Linked DNA regions of Mus musculus: regions 2, 3 and 4 are each linked to region 1. A link is a contact called in ENCODE Hi-C or POLR2A ChIA-PET data. All regions are on one chromosome and are shown on one strand. The core of a region is the stretch at or near the end of the contact, and the rest is flanking DNA. Distances in the headings are between cores, read along the strand shown.

What was found. A loop is a pair of places that touch in the nucleus more often than their neighbours do. ChIA-PET counts read pairs that join two places held with the same protein, here RNA polymerase II (POLR2A).
Region 2: a map of left cerebral cortex shows a loop between it and region 1 (4-fold over the local background). The contact joins the enhancer-like site here to the promoter of Bcl6 in region 1. A Hi-C loop is called at or near these places in 4 of 37 maps with a recorded cell type or tissue (heart and left cerebral cortex). POLR2A ChIA-PET finds 5 or more read pairs at or near these places in 1 of 5 experiments (embryonic stem cell).
Region 3: a map of adrenal gland shows a loop between it and region 1 (3-fold over the local background). The contact joins the enhancer-like site here to the promoter of Bcl6 in region 1. A Hi-C loop is called at or near these places in 1 of 37 maps with a recorded cell type or tissue (adrenal gland). POLR2A ChIA-PET finds 5 or more read pairs at or near these places in 1 of 5 experiments (Patski).
Region 4: a map of heart shows a loop between it and region 1 (4-fold over the local background). The contact joins the enhancer-like site here to the promoter of Bcl6 in region 1. A Hi-C loop is called at or near these places in 5 of 37 maps with a recorded cell type or tissue (gastrocnemius and heart). POLR2A ChIA-PET finds 5 or more read pairs at or near these places in 1 of 5 experiments (Patski).

Annotation. Positions count from the first base shown.
Region 1 is chr16:23,987,373-23,990,416 of GRCm38, forward strand. Bcl6 (B cell leukemia/lymphoma 6) reads right to left here and starts at 1,480. Exons shown (of 10, transcript NM_009744.4): 1 at 1,203-1,480. It overlaps Gm31527 (a long non-coding RNA gene), which reads left to right and starts at 895. Exons shown (of 2, transcript XR_384770.3): 1 at 895-1,856.
Region 2 is chr16:24,959,855-24,962,898 of GRCm38, forward strand. The region is part of intron 10 of Lpp (LIM domain containing preferred translocation partner in lipoma); the gene reads left to right. Among named protein-coding and RNA genes, the nearest start is that of Gm52245, 20 kb to the left of the region's middle. Within about 2 kb of position 1,642, at least 1 of the 3 ENCODE cell types and tissues checked has a DNase peak (open chromatin) inside an H3K27ac peak, as active enhancers do; it is heart, where a contact is called at or near this core.
Region 3 is chr16:24,929,436-24,932,479 of GRCm38, forward strand. The region is part of intron 10 of Lpp (LIM domain containing preferred translocation partner in lipoma); the gene reads left to right. Among named protein-coding and RNA genes, the nearest start is that of Gm52245, 10 kb to the right of the region's middle. Within about 2 kb of position 1,387, at least 1 of the 3 ENCODE cell types and tissues checked has a DNase peak (open chromatin) inside an H3K27ac peak, as active enhancers do.
Region 4 is chr16:24,568,274-24,571,317 of GRCm38, forward strand. The region is part of intron 4 of Lpp (LIM domain containing preferred translocation partner in lipoma); the gene reads left to right. Among named protein-coding and RNA genes, the nearest start is that of Gm24440, 160 kb to the left of the region's middle. Within about 2 kb of position 1,621, at least 1 of the 3 ENCODE cell types and tissues checked has a DNase peak (open chromatin) inside an H3K27ac peak, as active enhancers do; it is gastrocnemius, where a contact is called at or near this core.

The DNA.
Region 1 (3,044 bases), core at 230-2,729:
TTTTTTTTTTTTTTTTTTTAAACACAGCTTGCACCAAGGGGGAAAAATGAAATTAAATTTAGGAAAGGGAGGGAACTACCGCTGAGAGCCAACGCAGTCACGCAGCACCCAAAATACAAACACCGCGGCCGCCAGAAATCCCGCCACCTCTCCGGAGCTCCGGGCTGGCTGGCCAAGACCCCCCCGGGTCCCGCACGCTGAAAGCGCCGCAGGTGCAAAAAAAACAAAAAACAAAAAACAAAAAAACCGCGCACCCCTCTCCCACCCTCCCCCAAAATCCCTGTCCCGCCTTCAAGCCTCCTTCCTCGGGCTGGGCAGACCGAGCGCACCCGGGTTCCCGACTGCCTCGACTCCAACCAAGAAAGAGTAATTTTCAAAGTATTCAACGTCCCCGCCCCCCGTGCAAGCGAAGCCTTCCCAAAACACTGTCTCTCCTTGGGAAGATCACGGCTCTCAAAGGAAACTGCAGACACGATACTTCATCTGGCTTTATGACCAAAAAGAAAAGGGAAAATAAAACAACCAGCCGAGGAGTTGGCTTGCATTCCCCCCGCTGACTCCCGGCTCGGGTGCAAGGCAGGGACTGTGCGGGGCCGGGGCCGGGGCCGGGGCCGGTGGACGGCCGCCAACGCGGGCACCGGGAGAACTGAGCGGGGAGGGAGGCAGCGGCGGGGAAGGCAGTTTGCAAGCGAGCAGAGAAAGCAAGCCAAGCCGCGCGAAGCCGGCGGGGCCGCCGCGGTCCGCCCTCCCAGGCCGCGCAACCCAGCGCCCGCCGCCCCGCGCCCCTGCGTCTCCAAACACCGAAACAACACCGGGCAGGGCGGCACAGCCTCCCCGAGGCGGCCGAGGCGCTCCAAGACAGCAAAAAAAAAAAAAAAAAAAAAAAAAAAAGAAGAAGAAGAAGAAGAAGAAGAAGAAGAAGAAGAATACGTATGCGAAAAGCTAGATCCTACAGTGGGAGAGACGTGGGGCTGATCTTCGGCATTTATTTTAACACCTGACAGCTAGAATCAATAAATAGATACATTTATATCAATAGATACACATAGGAAACTTGGAGCCAAAGCATTTGGCAAAAGCGGAAAAAAAAAGAATTAAAAGGTAAAATAATGATCATGAGCAGCGGCGGCGGCAGCGGCACCAGCGGCAACAGCGGCGGCGGCGGCAGCGGCAGCGGCGGCGGCAGCAACAGCAATAATCACCTGGTGTCCGGCCTTTCCTAGAAACTTCTTGCATCACCACTTCTAAGAACCCCAGTTCTAAGAATCAACAGAGCTCAATTCTCGGAATTTGAGCTGCGGGCTTTACCATTGCTCCGCAGCAGGGGAGGACTCGGTGGCAGCGGCGCGCTCCGCAGCGCCCTCCCGGCCGGCAGAATGCCTCGGGGCCGCGCCGCTCGCCGCCCTATAGTGCGGATCGTGGTTCCCGCAGCACCGCCGCCCGGAACACCGGGGGTCCCGAGGCGGGCGCGCGCGGCTACAAGGCGACCCTCCCTGCCCCGGGCCACCGATGGAACCGCCCGCTCCGCCGCCGTCACGTGGGCTCCGTGACGTCGGCGTCTTCGCTGTAGCAAAGCTCGGCCTCTGGAATTCTGAGAACTAATTTGCTATTCGGTGACATAAGAGGGAGAGTGCGCTTTGCTTTCCCGGGGTCTGGGGCTAATTCTTCCTCTCCTACCCATAAACTCGGCTCCTCGAGCTAAATACACAAAAGGGAGCGAGAGAGTTGAGCCGTTAGAACAAGTGTGTTAGAGGCAGGTTTAGAGAGACGAGGGAGGGAGAAAACAATAAATACCACAGCTCCTTCCAGCTAGAGTATTAGGCACCACGAGAAAAATATTTGCCAAGCAGTTTTCGGTGGGTTCATTTGTTTTCTTTTTATTTGGGACAATTATGTTGGGGCGGGGGGGGGGTCCTTTGGGGATGGTGGCTTGGGATGCTCCTGTTGTATTTTAATGATTTAGGTGGGGTTTTTTTTCCGCTTCTGATTTTTGCCTTTTGCAAGTTTGTGGTGTTATGTAAATCGTCGGGACTGTCATTCGTTGGTTTTATTGTCTCCCTGCGTTCTCGCTTTCTCTCTCTCTCTCTCTCTATCTCTCTCTCTCTCTAAAGGTGCAATATTTCAACCTAATACCATTGACAGAAGCTTACATTTTTGGCCACATATGACAGCCCCAACCTCCAACACCACCACCGCTCCCCGCCCGCCCCCCCCGCCCGCCCCCCAGCCGCCCTTGGTACAATTTCCTTTTCCTCTTGGACTTTTGCTGAAGCTTTCCTGCACTTGAAAGAGATGTAAAAGGATTTGGATTGGTTTGGTTTGTTTCTTTCCAGGACAGCGAGTGGTGGGTTTACTCTGTTACTGTTGACTCTCAGGAAATTTCTTGATGCTAGAAATGTGTGTGTGGGTACGTGTAATGTTTGCCTGTTACAACATTCTGTGAAGCCAAATACATGTTTGTATTTTGCTATTTTCTTAAGGTCTTGAACATTCCCCCCACCCTTTTTTTTAAACCCCCACTGGGTTCGTTTCAAGGTCGTCGGGAGAAAGGAAAAAAAATCTCTTCAGTATGTGTTGAAGGGATCAGCCTGAGGGAATTCTAAAGGCCTGGCTGCCAGGATCACAGATACTGCGCGTATTGAGTACAGGCTGTGCTACACTAGGCGCACTGCTCGCAGCCGGGTCCTCTAGGCTTTGGAGCAGAGCTGAGGGGAGGAGAGGAGCGGAATCTTTCTTTCCCTTCTTTCTTCCTTTATTTTAAAAGGTGAATACAGGGCAGACTCCTTTCACGGTGGGCCCTGGGTTATGTGTTCATAGCTGCAGTTTCCTTATTTAAATGTTGGTCGGGGTTTTTGCCCTCCTACTCATCCCTGGATGAGTGAGACTCTTGTTTCTTTTATGTCTGTCTCTTGCAAGAAGGGTGTGAGCTAAATAATATTCAGATTCCTTAAGAACTAGAATGAACTCAAAGTGTTTGGAGCAAAAGACTCTTTCAAAGGTCAGGCTGTTCTGGGCTTTAGCTGTGAAAGTCCTTCAAGTGGCTC
Region 2 (3,044 bases), core at 392-2,891, 970 kb after region 1:
TGGAATTTACAGTCCATTGATCATGAGACTTCCATGTGTATTTTTCATTCATTATTACATTCAGCCATTCATTTGGGTATTTACCAAACAATTTCTACTGTGTTTTGTGAAACATATCTAGTGCCACCAACATAAAATAAGTTTAAATGTCTAACTTTGAACAGCTTTTACATATATGGAAGCTATGCTGTCTTAATATGACAGCCACCATAACTGCTTGATAAAAAAAAAAATTTTTGGTCACAAAGCAATCTTTTTCCCTCCTATATCCAGTTGGTCAGGGGTCTGGTAGTCTCTCAGCCAGGAAGCTCTAGGTCATAGACAGTGCTGAGTGTTCTGAACTGAGGCCTCTCAGAGGCCTGGACTACTGATCAGCTACCTTGGAACAAGTAGGGCTTCTCATTGATGTGCCCCAACTAAAGGTGGACTCTTCAATGTAATAACACTGATGTAGAACCATCCTGTGGCAATTCAAGAGAAAAGCATTTTGTGTGTGCTGCAGAGAGTCATCCAGAGCCACAAGACTCCATTGACTAGGTCTGTCTCAGTAGCCCAGCTCTTCAGCACGTGTCACAAAGGATGATGGAGTACATTTTGCTGTATCCCTCTTTGTAGATTTCATGTAAAGAGGTAACACTCTATGCAGGTCACTGCCTTAAAGAATACAGGACCGCTGTGTGAAAGGGCAGAAGAATGGAGAAAACAGTAACAGAGGTAACAGCTGTACGCCCTTGACCTTTGGAAAGGAAAATCTCAGAGCAGAGGTCCCAATTAATGAAGAGCAAGAACACAGAGAAGTTTGGGTTGGTTTCTGAGCGAAGACTGGAGAATGGGATACCTGTCTGCAAAGGGAAGGTCCCATAGGGATCCAGAAGGACCAAACTGTCCACTTAGAGCTGGCCTTCGAAAGCCTTCCCTCGTGTCAGAGCACAGACACTCAGAATGATCTCTTGAGCAATCTCCTCTATACTTTCTTTCCTTTGATAGTAAACACACCGTCTCTGTTAAAATCTGCTTCCCAGCTAAAACTGAACACAGACTCCAAACCACCAAATCACTTTGGACTTTTCTTTTCTTACACCCCACCAACAACTGGGATGGCATGCATTTGAACAAACCAAAAGTGATTTCGCTCTTCTAGTTTTCAGAGCTTTTTGGCTAAATGCAGAGTGAGAAATTCATACCTTTTTCAAACAGTGTGGGTTCTTTTTCCCAGTTCCTCTCATCCATCTGGTTCTCTGGAGGTCTTGGAATCCAGGAAAGTGTTAGTTCACTGTGCTGAAATCCAAAAAAGACTGCTAAACTGTGAAAGAAAATTTGCATTCCAGAGACACCAAAGGAGTTAGTCCACAACTCTGTGCAGCAAGGAGCAAACATCTGTATGTTCTGCCTCCTTTGTCTTTGAGGCAGTTGGAAAACCCTGTAGCATGGAAGAAACCCTGCATTCACTGAGCCTTTCCTACCTAGCTCATCTAAATGTAGTGCAGAGTACAGAAAGAAGAACCAAAACGTGTTAGTATTTTATTTCTAGTGTCAAAAATTATTACAGGCGAGATACCGTTTAGGAGAACAGCAAATCGCTCTGCAGCCTGTTGAGATTCCATTCCCGTGAATGGGTTCCTCAGCCGGGTGTGTGGCTCTCCCATCAGCGGGCCTGTACTCAATAGGAAACCACAATCACAGCCCTGACACTGGCATGTCACCGTGACCTTTCTAAGCCCAAGTGCTGCCTTTTTGTCTTCCATTGGCAGAAGTGTAATTAGAAGGACTTGTTTTCAACAGAAGCCAAGTGATTGCCAAATGTGCTCAAATGATCTCTAGAGGATCAGAGGTAGCTCACCGCCCTCTGGCTGTTCCCACTGCCACTCCCAAGAGTTAGAGGCTTAACTCTAACTCTTTTGAAAGAGATCAAGTTTGGTTCAAAGAAGCTTCTCTGTCACATGCATATGAACAAGGAGAAATCTTCCATGACCCTGGTGGTTGGCTCAGACCTCTCATGGCTGTAGTGTAGGAAATAATTGCAATCTACACATCAGGAAGAAAATAAGCACCACGCAGTCCTGGGTTTCAGAAAACAGGCACGTGAGCAGAATGGTACTAAGAACATTTCTAGTCTCTGCTCGCATATCATGATTCTAATGGATGATTCAGGGTGGTTTAATTCTGATCTGCAATGTGCACACAGGTGGTCATTACTGTGTATACACATAGCTGGAAAGAGCTTTGCTTAAACTCACATTTTAGAATGTTCCCCTAGATGGGTCAATTACCATTGATAATCAGATGGCGTTAAGCAAAAGGGTGTTGCCCTACTGACTGTGTGTATGAATAATTTCAGATCATTTATGCTCTTAGGGGAGGTTTTAACATTTTTTTGAGAGATACCCTCTTGCTGAGATGAAAACAATTAATCCTAAGACTAAAACACACCTAAGATGTTACTTTATTTAATGCAGTTCATTTTCTTCTCCATACAACAAATACTTTTTGCAGGCCTGTTATGATTGCATGCTGTTATAGAGGCTGATAACGTATTAGTCTTCAATGCCTAGAAACAAATAATGATACAGGCTGCCACTGGCAAGAATGATGAGAGGTGGGCCTTAGACAGCATGACATGAGAATCAGTGTCTGAGGTCCAGGCCAGACCCTCCTTTTCCATCACTGTGTATTCATTTTCTGCTCTCAAAGGCAGAGGTGCAGCACAGAAGCAATGAACAGTGGCTTTTCACTTGTGTTCATCTGGTCTTCTTGAACCATTTGCCACCACAAGTTTGGCACTTCGGAAGGCACCCAGTGATTGGATTGGGGCTAGGGAACACAGACGAAAGGATGTCATTAGGGTCCTGGATGTGACATCTTCATCAATGAGAGTAATACTGGGAAAAAACATCTTCCTAGTGACAGCATCCTGCTAAATAATGTGAAAAGGGACAAGAAGCCCCAAATTATATATTTGTGAGGTGTTCTGGGACGGCAGGATGCTAATGATGAGCCAAGGCATTTTGTGGGATGGCCACTACAGGGAGCTAGAAGAAACTTAC
Region 3 (3,044 bases), core at 137-2,636, 940 kb after region 1:
CGAGAGAATAATAAAATCTCTCTCTCTTTTGGACCTTTAAACTTGTTGCAGTCTATTCTAGCATGGAAACCGGTCTAAGGCTATTAAGCTTTCCCATTGTTTGGATACTTGAAATTCCTTCCAAAGGCTCCCATATGTTTGTCCCATGTATTTCTCTTCAAGTACATTAAGAGGTTTCTTTTGGGTCAAGTAGAATTAGAATTTCCTTGAGTTGTTTCATGAACTACTTTTTCTTCTCTTGTTTTGCAGTGTTTATCCAGTCTTGGATGAGTGCACCTTCTGTCATTCTCATTCACACTTACACACGTGCACTTAAGTTAGCCTACTATATAAGCTCCGAGCAAGCAAATAATGCACAGTTCATCTCTTGCCCACCAGAAGAAGATGAGCCTTACATTGCGTTAACTTATCAGCCTTGAGAGATACTGTATTAATTAGATGGAAGCAGAGTCTACAAGATTGCCCTACTTTAAATCAGGTATCACTGGGCAAGTTGCTTCACCCTGTCCAGGGGTGTCAGGCCTCTTATCTATATAATAGAGATTAATTGTAATAATTAATTGTAAATAATATTGAGTGCTTATGATTAAATGAGAGAATACACATCCGTCCTCTCAGTGACTCACACAGAAAGAATATCAGCTTAATAATCACTACTGTGGATAGAGCATCTGTAAAGATCCAGACACCAAATAAGTGCTTACCCATGGGGCTGACTGGGATTCAGTACTCCAAGTACTGTCATTTACCATCTGGGTAACAAAGCTTTATTATGCCTTTTGGACTTAATTTGAAAGCCATCCCCATCATCCTATATTAAAGCCAGCTTCTAGGCCACCTGGATAACTGCCTGGCATAGCAGTAACACATTTAAACAATGTAGGCATGATCAGATGGTCCAGATTTTGTTTCTCCTCCCTAGAGTATTCTGGAGAGAGAGAGGGGAGGTAAGAAAGAGAGACAGAGACAGAGAGAGAGAGAGAGGGAGAGAGAGAGAGAGATTGGAGTATTATAGAACCAGTTGTATGCTTAACTTAGACTCATTCCCTTTGGCCACTGGTTGAAGTACTGTAAGGTTAGACTTGGAACTGCATGAGCTGAAATAACAGGATTCTGATCCCATATAAGAAAGGAACATTAAGCACGTGGGCTAAAACTACATGAAATATTTGTTGATTAAAAACAATTGTTTTATGGGTTTAAGTGTCCGCTGCACTGTCTGCTATTTTGCATGTGTTTTCAAAGAAGATCCTGGGTAAACATTGTAATTTTCCAAAGCAGCTGGTCTTCTCCTGGCATTATTACAGGGTCAGTCTATTTCCTTCTAATCTGACCATAATGCCATAAAATGCTGGCTGTTCCCTTGGCAACTGTTCAGTGTAGACTAGCTGCTTTCTCTACCTTAAGCCAATACTGGGCTGCAGGCAGGCTCCTGCAGACAGTAAGGAAGCAGTTTTCCTCGCTGAGGGTGTTTGTGTCAACAAGTCACTTGTCAGATTTTCTTTCTATTCAGAGAATCGGCATGCACCTTTTAAAAAGGAAAAAAATGAAAGTATATCTGGCTCACACGTTTGGTTTTTTTCGTGCTTTCTTCTCAGCCTGTGTAAAATTGCTGACCGTGGTTGACTTTTCTCAAGAAATTAGGAAGTACAGATGTGAGAGTCTGCATGGATACTTGCCTTTGCTTTTATCCTGCGTTTTAATACCTTCTTGATGTATTCTGGGAAGGTTTCCTGTTCGGTTCTCTTAATCACATTTCCTAAATTACGGTAGAGCTTGTATCTCCTTCCATATGTACTTCACTCAAGTCCATGTTCTTAGGGAAACGTACCCTGATACCTATTTTCTGCCCATGTTTTCTGAAATCATCTGCCATGTAGACTATTTTCTTGATAAGTCACATAAAAAAAAACAAAAAAACAAAAACAAAACCTTACTGTTTGGGAGAAGAAGACCAAGTTGTTTGAAATAACTAATTTCTCTTCCTGATTGCTGTAAAAATCTTGTATCCTGGTTGTTTTGAAAAGGAAGAAATCCTTCTTAAGTTTTGCGTACAAATTATTGGTTATAAGTTGTCAAGGGGATATCTGGCTCCTACAAAGGGCAGGCCTGTTTTTTACATAGACCCTATTTCTAGGTCAGTACCAATAGGCCCTCTTCGGTCATCCCTTCACGTCATGGTAGCTTACTAGAGTGCCTTCAATACCAGCACTGGCAGCCAAAGCAGGAAATCTGGACACGGGGGCAGTTCTCCTGCTTCCAGTCAGTGTCCATGGTGTTCTGCAGCCTTATCAAACCTTTGTACAAACTACTCAGCACTGTTAGTAATCACCTGACAGATAACCTTTCAGAGCAAGACCTGAATCGAGCCGGCGCATAGCTTTGAATGCAGAATCCAGCTCCAGACTCCTGAAGGGCTGTTAAAGCACTTAGCTCTGTAGGATAGATGTGTTCAAGTGAGTACATCATGCCGGATCCTCTTCTGCAGCCGTCTTAATCAAGATGCCAAGTATCCCGTTCTTCCTGCCTCTGGGAGTGCATCCTTTTCCTGAAGCATCTCACACCTTCTTCCATTTTACAAGTACTTCTGCTGCTACTGCCACTCCCAACCCCAAAACAGCACCCAGCCCTGTTGGGATTCCTGTGGGCTGTGGTAAGTGAGACGTTTTGCTCGAGTCTGAAAAGACTACAGTGTTTCTGTGTGTACAGAACAAAAATGGAAAACCAGATCATGTGTTTATCTTAGAGCTAAAATTCCAAAACCTAATCTGAAGCGAAGGACCATATTATAGTATAAGACAGTGTCCAGACTCACTTTAAAGGAAGGCTGTGCAGGAGTCACCTTCGGACCTCTATTTAACAGTTCCAGTTCGGGCTTTTTGAAGCCGTTTTCTACAGTAGGCTGTTCTGTATTGAGCAAACATACACAGATGAAAACCCAGCAAACAGAGTGATTTAATTCATTGCTTACCCTGCTGAGTATCAAATTTCCTAACTTTCAACTAATGTTCTTTAATTCCTCTCTTTTCTTTCTTTTCTTTGTT
Region 4 (3,044 bases), core at 371-2,870, 580 kb after region 1:
CGTGCCCCCGTCTACAGGGATTGCTCATCACTATTTCTCTTTCTGCAAAACTTCTCAGTGACTGGTGGGTGCACGGTTACTTGCCTGGCCTTCACTGCAGGAAACATGGAATGGTAAAGTAACCTATGACATGAAGCCACTATATTCAACAGACTCTGAGACTGATAGCCTTTCTGCTGCAGGGGTCTAGCTTTTACAAACATCCCCTCACCAACCTCCAAGCCCTGCTTCATTTTTCTGCCTGTCTTTATTTCCTTCCTGTCCAAAGGACCAGAACCTATTTTTCTGTCCAGGGAAGCCCTGTATGCCACTTACTTTTAGAATCAGTCTTAGAATTTAATGTTCTTATTTTGTTTAACTTTGTAGAGATTTCTTGAAGTTCTAGACTCAAGTAACCTTCCTGTCCTAGGCACCTGAGTAGCTGAGATTAAAAACACATATCATTACACCTGGTGCAACTTTGTTTTATAAGTACACTTTATTTTGTGTTGTTATGCCTTTGTTGTTTCTTCTCCCTGAATTTCCTGGCACAGTTCACTAGACAGAGTTTCAACAAAACAGCACATAGAATTGTATTCTTCAATAGTGAATAATAGTGAATATAAAACTGCTGTTGCTTGTATCTGAGCTCGGTATGATGCTTCCATGCTTATTGGGTTTCAGAACCCCCAAAGGGCTTCAAATATTCTGTGTAGTGTAGAAACCTCCTGCTTTACCTGTCTAGTTATTTACAGGCCTGATGTCCTTGCCCCCATCTGACCAAGCCTTAGAGAGAGAGAGAGAGAGAGTTTTGGAGTCACAGTATAGCACTCAGCAGGCCTCCTTTGTTTCTTTGAGAGGCCATTAGGAATAAGGTGGCTTCTATGCTGGCTCTTATAGATGGACACAAGACAGCAGTCATGGGGATCTGATGTGTGTGCCAGGTTCTGTGCAGGCTGCTCTTACCAAAAAGCTCGAGTTCCTATTCCCGTACAAGTGAGGGAGTCCGTTGCTTAGCAATAGGACATTTCACAAAAGCTCTCACTTGTGGATATTAAGCAGTAATATATGGTGTCTAGGTGTTTCCCTTTTACAAAGCAGGTGCAAGGCTTGCTGGGCTATGCATGCCTGTTATAAGAGGTGAGGATAATGGAGATGCGTCAACTGGAAGAGCTTGTGATCAGAACTGAGACAGGAGGGCCCACGGTGAGCAGGCAGAGGACCGAGCTCTCCCAGCTTATTGCCCATGTGTATCGTTGAGTCTTTGGAGAGGAACAGCATGATTGTTTCCTGAGAAGTGTGCAGTGCACTTTCACATGCTCTTCCTGTGTACTCTGCTTTCCTTGCTATTGGTCCTAGTGAGAATCTTTGCCCCTTAGTATCCGGTTCCCTTCTGTTTCTTTTGCTTCTTCCATCCAAGTAGCCCAAGGTCCCGAAGCTCTCAGATAGCACTGTCTTCTATATGGGACTGTGGAAGTGTTGGCAGAGAGACAATTCACAAATCTGTTAAGCCCATAGTAAAAATAGCTTATGATCTATGGAACTCGGTATTAAGCAAGATGATATTAACGAGGTTTGAGTGCTGCTCTGAAATGTGGCAGCTGCACAGGCATATTGGCTGTGCTTCCTCCCTACCTCTGGCAGCTTGCGAGCAGTGTTACCATGACACTCCTTGGGCTCTGTTTAGATCAGCTATTTTCTGAAGGAGTCCCTGACCTTCCCCACAATAGAAACTGTTGATGTGGTCATGTCAGATCCTCTTCAGGATCGGTTTGACTGCTGAGCCCCCAGTTGTCACTTGGAAACTGTAGGACACAGGCATTGAAAGTTTACGAGTAAGAAGAGCTATACAGTGTCTTCTAGCACTGCTATGTAGATATGCCACTGAAAGTGAGTGGCTTGAGGCCTGCTTCCCAGTCAGATGATATTTCATCTTGTCAAATTGAGCCCCACCTTGCTTTCTCTTTCAGCTCAGAAGGCTTGAGTGGAGCAGGGTTGGGACAACATTGATCCTGGAAGTGGTCAGAGAAGGCACCAAAAAGGAATGGTAGCTCAGTGCAGAGAAAGAAATGCAGCAAGGTGTTAGAGCTTAAATGTGTGCCTCCAGGTTGATGAGTTTGAAGCATAATTCCAATGGAGCAGGGTTGGCAGGTAGGGCCTTATAAAAGGTCATTAGAATATAAAGGCTCTGTCATCATCAATGCGGTTACCATGGGAGCAGGACAGTTATTCCAAAATGTGGTTATCATAACAAGAGCTCACTTGCTGTAGTCTTCTCTTGCCCTTCTGCCTTCTCTCATGGGTTGGAATAGCCTAAAGTCCTTCATCAGATGCTGCTACAGTGGTCTTGGACTTTCAAAGGTTGATTAAGATAAACCTCCATTCTTTCTAACTTGCATGGTATGAGTTATTCTGTTAGCTCATCACAGATGGACAAAGATGAGGAGTAATGAACTCAGAGTGGGTCCCAGAGGTACTGAGCTGTACCCAGAACCCCTGACAGAGCTTTTAGGGCAGGGCTTTCCTACCATATCCCACTTCCCTAGTTAGAAAATTAACAGCTTGTTCTCTTATATGAGCCTTTTCCTGTTTCCATGTCCAACATCATTAAGCTGCACAGAAGCCATTCATTGCCAGGACTAGGCTTTTTGGGGTACTTTATTGCATACATCCTCATCTTCTAAAAGCTCACTGTCACATGTGAATGAGTTCAAGTCCTTAGGGACCAACATTGTGACTTTAGATGACTTTTCCTTTTTTCTTTCCTCCCTTGTCTTTCAGTCATGGCATAAAATAGAGACTGAAACCAACAGGTCAAGCATTACAGTACATTTTTGTTGAATTGAATTTAGTGAGATTCACATGAGGTCTCAATAATTTTATTAATTGCTGCTAAAAATTGGCAAATGTAGATTTGGGGGAAAAGTATTTTGACCAATTTAGATTTTATTAAGACTTCTGGTATGCTATTTAATATTCATAAACCAATACATTTTATCATCCTCATTTTGCAATGAAAATATGAAAGTGGAATTCACTTCAAATAAATGCTTGTGGCTGGAGAG